Regions from separate parts of the Homo sapiens genome. Here all the other regions are linked to region 3. A link is a contact called in ENCODE Hi-C or POLR2A ChIA-PET data. All regions are on one chromosome and are shown on one strand. The core of a region is the stretch at or near the end of the contact, and the rest is flanking DNA. Distances in the headings are between cores, read along the strand shown. Region 1 holds the start of NOPCHAP1 (NOP protein chaperone 1). Region 2 overlaps CHST11 (carbohydrate sulfotransferase 11). Region 3 overlaps CHST11 (carbohydrate sulfotransferase 11).

What was found. A loop is a pair of places that touch in the nucleus more often than their neighbours do. ChIA-PET counts read pairs that join two places held with the same protein, here RNA polymerase II (POLR2A). Pooled maps may share reads with other maps.
Region 1: a map with no recorded cell type shows a loop between it and region 3 (3-fold over the local background). The contact joins the promoter of NOPCHAP1 here to the enhancer-like site in region 3. A Hi-C loop is called at or near these places in 5 of 37 single-sample maps with no recorded cell type and 5 of 50 pooled maps.
Region 2: a pooled map shows a loop between it and region 3 (3-fold over the local background). The contact joins two enhancer-like sites. A Hi-C loop is called at or near these places in 3 of 50 pooled maps. POLR2A ChIA-PET finds 5 or more read pairs at or near these places in 3 of 52 experiments (AG04450, H1 and MCF 10A).

The regions. Positions count from the first base shown.
Region 1 is chr12:104,984,955-104,987,654 of GRCh38, reverse strand. NOPCHAP1 (NOP protein chaperone 1) reads right to left here and starts at 1,339. Exons shown (of 4, transcript NM_152318.3): 1 at 1,188-1,339. The coding sequence starts at 1,302. It overlaps LOC105369952 (a long non-coding RNA gene), which reads left to right and starts at 1,285. Exons shown (of 2, transcript XR_007063436.1): 1 at 1,285-1,352. RefSeq lists a silencer at 860-1,109 and enhancers at 662-1,172, 1,173-1,685.
Region 2 is chr12:104,603,416-104,606,115 of GRCh38, reverse strand. All of the region lies in intron 2 of CHST11 (carbohydrate sulfotransferase 11), which reads right to left. Among named protein-coding and RNA genes, the nearest start is that of MIR3922, 13 kb to the right of the region's middle. RefSeq lists enhancers at 1-349, 350-937, 1,359-1,985, 1,986-2,613. Within about 2 kb of position 1,420, at least 34 of the 41 ENCODE cell types and tissues checked have a DNase peak (open chromatin) inside an H3K27ac peak, as active enhancers do.
Region 3 is chr12:104,739,560-104,742,259 of GRCh38, reverse strand. The region is part of intron 2 of CHST11 (carbohydrate sulfotransferase 11); the gene reads right to left. Among named protein-coding and RNA genes, the nearest start is that of MIR3922, 150 kb to the right of the region's middle. RefSeq lists an enhancer at 1,218-1,267. Within about 2 kb of position 1,404, at least 11 of the 41 ENCODE cell types and tissues checked have a DNase peak (open chromatin) inside an H3K27ac peak, as active enhancers do.

The sequences.
Region 1 (2,700 bases), core at 90-2,589, 250 kb before region 3:
CAGCCTCATTTCTCACTACTCAAATCATCCCAACTCTCTATCCCATCAGAGTTCCAAGAGGGGAACGTACAAAACTCAAGGCTTTGCACACCCTATTTCTAATACCCGGAAAATCCCTTAACTCTCTGGTTAAAAAACAAATCCTGTTCACCTGCAAAGCAGAGCCGCAACAAACATCCATTGAATGCCTACTACTTAAGGCCTACTGGATTCGTGATCAGAGCACAGAGTCTGGAGCCAGACTACTTGAATTCAAGTCCCAGTTTTGCTACTTTCTAGCCACATGATCTCCAGAAGGTAAATTACCTGTATGATAAATCATGTCTCAGGTTCCTCAACTATAAAACAGAGATAACAGATTTTCTGCAAAGGGTTGTTGTGAGGATTAGATGAGTTAGTTTCTGGGGCATACATAGTAAGGACTACATAAGCTTTGGTTATCATTATTATACTTCCTTCGGAATCTCTGGGTTCTCACAAAACCTTTTCTTCAAGCTAGTATTTACTGACAACATGCCCAAGCCTTTTTAGGCATTCTCCTCCTCACAAAAATTCTACAGGCATTACTACTATCACCATTTTCCAAATGCAAAAACTGAGGCTTAGGGAATGAAAATAACTCTAAGTCCCACCAGTTAATTACTAGTGGAGCTGGGATTCGAACTCGTGCTTTTAAATTCTACCTATAGTGTCTGAAATGCTGTGTGGATTTCCTGGATGCATGTCTCCCTCTACAAGACAGCAGCACTAAGGGGTGGTCTGTGTGGGTGTGAAAGAGGTAGGGACTGTTAGCATAATATTACTCCGCTTCCCCCTATCAGCCAACTGCTCCGACCCAGGCAGCCAAACCAAAAGCCCTCCCTTCCCCAAAAGAACTCGAGAGCTTCCCAGCTTCCAGGGCAGGGCAGATGCCTGGCAGCGGCGCCTGGCAGGGTGGGCGCTCACTACCTTGCAGAATATAAGAACCACTAGCTGGGGAAACCATTCCGGGCCCGCAGCCGGGTGCCCGCCCCAAAGCCCCCACCCCTGCCGCGGGCAGGGCACGCCGGAGCCCCGCAGCAGTCCCCGGGGCTCCCCTCGAGGGTACGGAGCCCGGGCAGGGAGCCACCGGCCGGCTCCCAAACTGCACCGGCCGCGCCTCCTCTGCCGCACGTGTGCGGCCCATGCCGCCGTCACCCGTCCGTCACCTCCGCGGCCGTCGCTTCCCGCCGTCAGCAGCTCCTTGGACACTGGGACTCCTGAGGAATCCCGGGTGGGCGACGAACAACTCGGGCTAGCCTTGGGCTTGCCATGGACCTCCATGCTTCCCTCAAGCCTGCACTCTCAGGCCCGGATGCAGGAAAAAGGCTCGGGTAAGGGGGCGGGGAGAGGGCCGCGATTGGAGGAAACTGCGGTGGGCGGAGTAAGGAGCGGAGAGAGAGGCGGGGCGAGCGTGGTGCAGCCTGGAGGCTGCGCGGGAGCAGGGGCCATTCCTACTCCTGGGAAAAAGAAAGGTTCAGACACTGTCATAGGAAAAAACAGCGGGCAAGGCTCGATTTCGCCAAATTCGGGCATAAAGAGCATAACATTAGGCTTCCCTCCTCTTTATCCTTTTTTATTAAATTTTTTTTTAATTGGTGAAAAAACACGTAACAAAATCTACCATCTTAACCATTTTTAGTTGTACAATTCAGTGGTGGCAGACCTCTAGATCATTTTCATCTTGCAAAACTGAAACCTTATACCCATTTACCCCTACTCCAGTCCCTTGGTAACCACCATTCTACTTTCTTCTTTGTTTCTTTCTTTTTGAAACAGCCTTGCTCTGTCGCCCAGGCTGGTGCCTCAGCCTCCCAAGTAGCTAAGATTACAGGTGCACACTACCACGCCCGGCTAATTTTTGTATTTTTGTATAGAGACGGGTTTTCACCATGTTGGCCGGGCTGATCTTGATTTCCTGACCTCGGGAGATCCACCCACCTTGGCCTCCCAAAGTGCTGGGATTACAGGCGTGAGCCATCATGCCCAGCTACCATCGTTCTACTTTCTGTTACTATGAGCTTGACTACTTCAGATACATTATGTAGGTGGAATCATACAGTACTTGCCTTTTTGTTACTAATTTCACTTAAAATAATACCCTCAAGGTTTAGACATGTTGTAGCACATAACAGGATTCTCTTCTTTTTTAAGCCTGAATAATATGCCATTGTATGTATATACCACATTTTCTTACCATTGATCTCTCAACAGGCGTGCTGGTTGCTTCCACCTCGTGGTCATTGTGAACGCTGCTGCAATGAACATGGTGGTACAAATATCTCTTAGAGACCCTGCTTTTCAATGCTTTGGGATACATACCCAGACATGGGATTACTGGATAATAGGGTAATTCTACTTTTTAGGTTTTTGTGAAGCCTCCGTATAGTTTTTCATAGTGGCTGCACCATTTTACATTCCCACAGTGCACAAGAGTTCCAATTTCTCCACATCCTTGTCAATATTTCCTTTTTCTGTTTGGTTGCTTCTTTCTTTTTGACAGTGAGCATCCCAGTGAGTGTGAAGTGATATCTTGAAGTTTTGGTTTGCATTTCTCTAATGATTTAGTGATGCTGAACACCTTTTCATGGGCTTGTTGGCCATTTATATATCTTCTTTGGAGAAATGACTATTCAACTCCTTTACCCATTTTTTAATCTGGTTATTTGTGTTTTTGTTGTT
Region 2 (2,700 bases), core at 171-2,670, 140 kb after region 3:
TCAGAGACCCCTAGAACAATTGGATCTGCTGTGCCCTATGCAAACCTCCTAGACTCAGCGCTTATAAATTCACGGACAGCCCTGTGCTGTGAGTCTCTCCCCTTGCAACATAGTAATCACAGAGCAAGTGTAAATGCTAAAGAAAGAACCAAGCAGGGCAGGGCTGAACCACATGATGATGTTGTGAAGATTTCAGGGAACCCACGAGAGGACCAGGAGGTGGGCGGGGCAGAAGGACAAGCTGTCTCGCCCTAGCTGGCATTTAGGGGAAATTAGGCCCTATTAATGGCTGACAATGCAGCTCTGCCCTGTGCCTCTGAACTGAGCCAGAGCGGCCCGCAGATGTGCTCGGCCCACAAATATGCAGTTGACACCTCCTGAACTTTCGGTGACTTGATTCCAGCTGATCTGATCGGCAATTACATTTTATTTTGGGGCCAAGGAAACAGCAGAGAACCAGGAAAATTATAAGACATCAGAGTACAGTTTTTCTAAGAATATCAACTCCAAACTTTTTTTTTTATTTTTTATTTTTTTGAGACGGAGTCTGGCTCTTTCGCCCAGGCTGGACTGCAGTGGCGCAATCTCCGCCCACTGCAAGCTCCGCCTCCCGGGCTCACGCCATTCTCCTGCCTCAGCCTCCGGAGAAGCTGGGACTGTAGGCGCCCGCCACCACGCCCATAGAATTTTTTGTATTTTTAGTGGAGGCGGGGTTTCGCCGTGTTAGCCAGGATGGTCTCGATCTCCTGACCCCGTTGTTGTTTTATTGGTTAGGGGTTTGCAAGGCACTAAAATAAGAAATCTTGGACACTAAAATAAAAAACTCTGTACACTCAAATCAGATTATAGCCAATTTCCCCATATTATAGCCAGTTTTCCCAGATTATAGCCAAAATTTCCCAATTTTCCCAACCCTTTGTCCAGTGAAAATCTGGGTTTGATTTTTTTTTTTTTTTTTTTTTTGGAGAGGGGATGGGGTAACTCCCACCAAGAGAACTTTGCTAGTAACAGCAAGTACAGACAGCATAGAGGTAAAGAAATTTGGATTTGTAGTTTGTTTTTGGGTTGAATTTCACTCTGTTTATTACTAGTTTTGTGGCCTTGGATAAGTTATATGAAGTTATTGGCCTCAGTTCCCCCATCCATAAAATGGGGATATAAAACCTAGCTTGGGGCTTATTATTACAAGGATTAGATAAGATGTTTATAAGCATCTAGATAGTATCTGGCCTATGGTACTGGTAACAGAGTAACTAAGATGACATCTTCTTGTCATAATGTTGGTTTCTTATCACCTAAAATAAACAGTTCCTGTTTTCACCATTATATATCAAGCCCAAATAAGCAGTCAGTACAAAAAACGGAAACACCAGCTCGGGGAGCAGTTTGGTTTCTAGCAACTAGAGGGTTTGTCATCTGCCTCAGTGATAACATCATTCCGGGCTCAGCAGCTTCAACAGCTTGGCTGGTAGGGAAATACAAGAAACTGCAACTGAGCCCAATCAGGTGCAAAGTTTGTAAATGGCTCATGGACACAAAACCAACTAAACTCAGTAGAAGCTCTCACTCCCTTCTCTCCTCAACTCCCTGGCCCACAGCAGCCCAAATGATCACCAAGACAGTTTCTCTGAAAAGTGCCACTTACTGAACTTGCGTGGGATGGAACATAATTGCAGCTTGTAAAGGAAACCAGCCTAAGAAAAAACATCCCGAGGAAACGAGGTGATTTTCCTGCAGCTACATTTCCCTGGTTGCTGGCTAATGGGGCCAGACAACTTGCCCAAGACGTCCTTGAGGGAGGATGGTGACTCATCCACCTACGCCCTCCCCAATGCCTCCCAGAGCTGCTCTCCAGCCCTAGTTTCCCTCCCAAGTCCCAGGCTACTGCTCAATAGGCCTGTCATCCAGACAATGCTCAGAACACTACCGGAAGGAAGAGAGGGCCCCTACCCAGGACAGGCATCTCTTCTATGACTGGTTTACAATGGGACCAAGCAGAGTCTGCCTCGCCAGTCAAATCATTCCCCTCAACTCTGGGCCCAGAGTTACCAGCCACAAAAGGCTAAGCACACACCCTCTCCACCCTTTTGTGCCCAGCGCCTAGTGCTAAGCTGCTAAGCTACTAAGCTATATGTTCCTAGGTACATGTAACAGCACATGAAGAAATGAATGAAAAAAAGGAGTGAATGAACCCATGAAGGAGCAAACTCCACAGGAAGCTCCAAGCAAGACACATCACCACATGCAACACTGCAAGGCAGGTATTGCTCATGCCACATTATAAATCAAGGAAAGAAATCTCAGAGAGGTTAAGTAAACACCCCATAGTCACATAGCTAAGAAATGATGAAACTAGGCTTTGAACCCAGGTCTGACTCCTAAGTCAAGGCTTCTGATATGGAAGCCACCCTCCTGACCACAAAAATGACAAATCATACTGACAGAGCCCCTGACACATCAGAATTATTTCATCCTCCCAACATTCCAGGGAGAGTTTTAGGTAGGAAAACTGACCCCTAAAGATAACTCATCATATATTCAGGGTTGCACAACTAGTTAGAGATGAAGCCGGGATTTGAACCTGGACTTTCATGTTTTGAATCACAAGTATTTGAGAGCCCTGTGTTAGGTACTGAGGAGCCAACAGTGAACAGGACAGACGCAGTCCATGGACCTTCCATCCACAGGGGCGGTGACTTC
Region 3 (2,700 bases), core at 155-2,654:
AGTTGGCTTCATTGGTTCTCTTCCCAGACTGACCAGAATATTCTACTTCTATTTTGGCCTAATCACTTGAGCCCTTCAGGCCTTAGTTTCCTCATCTGCAAAATGGGGACAACAATAAAGTCTACTTCTCAGGGTCATTTTGAGGATTAGATGAGAGCCCACAAGGAAAGCACATAGCATGGTACCTGGCACATAGTAGGCACTCAGGAAGTAGCTACTGTAAACCTTACAGAGGGTGGTTTCCCAAGTGCCGGGGGCAGGATAGCAGGAATGTTGCTTTGCCTTTCACCTGACAGCATTTCTCAATGTTCAGTGTATGTAAGAATCACAGCGGGAATCTGATGCAATGCGGGTTCCCAGACACCACCCTGAGTAATTCTGGTTCAGTGGGTCGGGCTGTCCTGGGAACCTGCTCTTGATCGCTGCCCCGTGATGATTCTATCAGGCCAATTCTGAGGCTGGTGGTCTCTGTTTCACTTTGAGAACTGATGATTGAGCGTCGCTTTTACATGAGCGGGTTCTGCAGTGAACGCCAAACACATTTGTCATCTGTGCAAAATGCCTGGCTCATGGCGACTTAATATCTCACTGACACAGAAGACCGATAGAGGCAATTGGCGGCAACTTAGATTGGCAGCTGTTAAGCAAATTGGAGGTCTGAAGAGCAATTTTCTGGCAATATCAAGATTAGCTATTAATATGTATTAACAGACTGTAAAGGATTCATGGAATTTCACAGTAACTGAACTATGAATTGAGAGGCACCCAAAGAGGTCCATTTATTTCTTAGTCAAGCAGCATGTTTTAACAATACCCGATTTCTCCATTGTTCCAAAGGCACGCATGAGCCATGCTCTGGGCCTTTCGTTTCTGCATGTTGCATGCTTCCAGTGAGAGGAAGGCTGGTCCTCCCCCAAGAGAGAGGTGGAGCTAGTTCTGCAGATGGGGCTCCAAAGCCCTCCTCCTACCCCTGCCTGGAAGACACCCTCGTTCTCTCCCCAGTAACCACCACCACCAAGCCTGGGGCCCCAACGGAGCCATTTCCACCACCTTTACCTTCACCCCTTTGCCTCAACCTGCTCCATCCTGATCATAGTTAATGTCACTATGAACAATGTGAGCTCAACTCATGCCCTCCCTCCAGGGCAGCTGGGATAAGGCCCAGGTATCTCAGTGTCCCAGGCACTTGGTGCCCAATACTTGCAGAATTCAGAAAAGGGTGATTAGCTTTGTGGCAACACATGAACATCTTTGCAGAGTACTAAGAAGATTTTGTTTATCACTTCACTGCCTTTTTCCTCTTTCAAGAAGGACGGCCCATTCTCAATCATAGTGAAAGTGGAACAGGAAGACCATCGTGGAGTGCTAGAGGGACAAGCACGTCTAAATCCATCCATCTGCTGTTCACTGAGGAAGTCAGACATCTCTGCGGCTTCTTAGGCCATGGCCGAGGACATGAAGATACAGATATCCAGGAACAGAGTCACACACAATGGCAGGGACACAGACCCGGGGCCCAGAGGTGAATAAGACACCCTCAATTGCATGACATCAGAGGTATTAATATTCTTCTGCCTGTAGAGCTTTCAAATAATTTTGCATCTCAGAGTCCTTAGAACCCAGAACTTCAGAGTTACAAAATACCTTTGTGATTATCTGATACCACCCTCTGATTTTCAGATGGCAAAACTGAGGCCCAGAGATGAGAGCTCATCCACCCACTCCCAGAAAGCAGCAGAGCAAAGACTGGAACCCAAATATGCCTTTTTGTTGTGCTGCTGGACAGCAGAGCAAAAAGAGGGATTTTCTCCTTCTATCCACCCAGCAGCCCTTGTTGGAGGTGCAGGGATGGATTCCAGGGCAGAGTGAGAGGGCAGGGAGTGTCATCTGTGTGGTGCCATAACATTCCTATGAAATAGAAAAACCATCTTTGCTACCTTCCATCAACCTCAGAGGAGTATTTTGACAACACATGTAGATTTATGATCAATGGAAATTATAAAACTAAAAAGAAGTGAGTGACCCATTTTATTATCCAGAATAGGGAACGTGGGATAGGTCCCCCTGGGCTGGCCTGATTTCAGAGCTCATTAAAGAAAAGTGAGGCAAGAACTGGGAAAAGTCTTTGCATTTTTTTCTTTAAAGGCCAGTGACCCTACTAAAACTAAGTGGTAGAAACTAAATACATTGATTTCAGGATACAATTTTTACAGAAAATCAGTGTCTCCCTGATCTCATTCAATAAATACTGAACAAAAATGGAGAGTATTTGCTTTGATGGAACAAAGGTTTACTCTCCCTAGGATGTCTGGAACTCTGCGGAGATGAGCAAGCTCATCAGCACAGGCTGGAGATCAGACTCTGGAGTCAGGCAGACCAATCTGGATGTAAAATTTGGCAATGGCCCTGACCAGCCCCATGATCTGGGGTCAGTAAGATTCACTCTCCTGGCCTCAGTCTCCTCATCAGTAAAGTGGGAGCTGAGAGAGCACAAACCTCACTGGCTCTTATGAGGTTTAAAGGGATGAAGTCTGCAAAGAACTTACTGTGTCACTTGACCCACAGCTGCTCTTAAGGGACAAGCAATTAATATTCACAGTTAAAAGTTTTTTCTCATGAAAAAAATAGAGTTCTTTACTATGTGGCTGTTTCCATCAAGGGGCAGCAGAGCAGAGTGGTTCAGAACACAGGCTCTGCAGC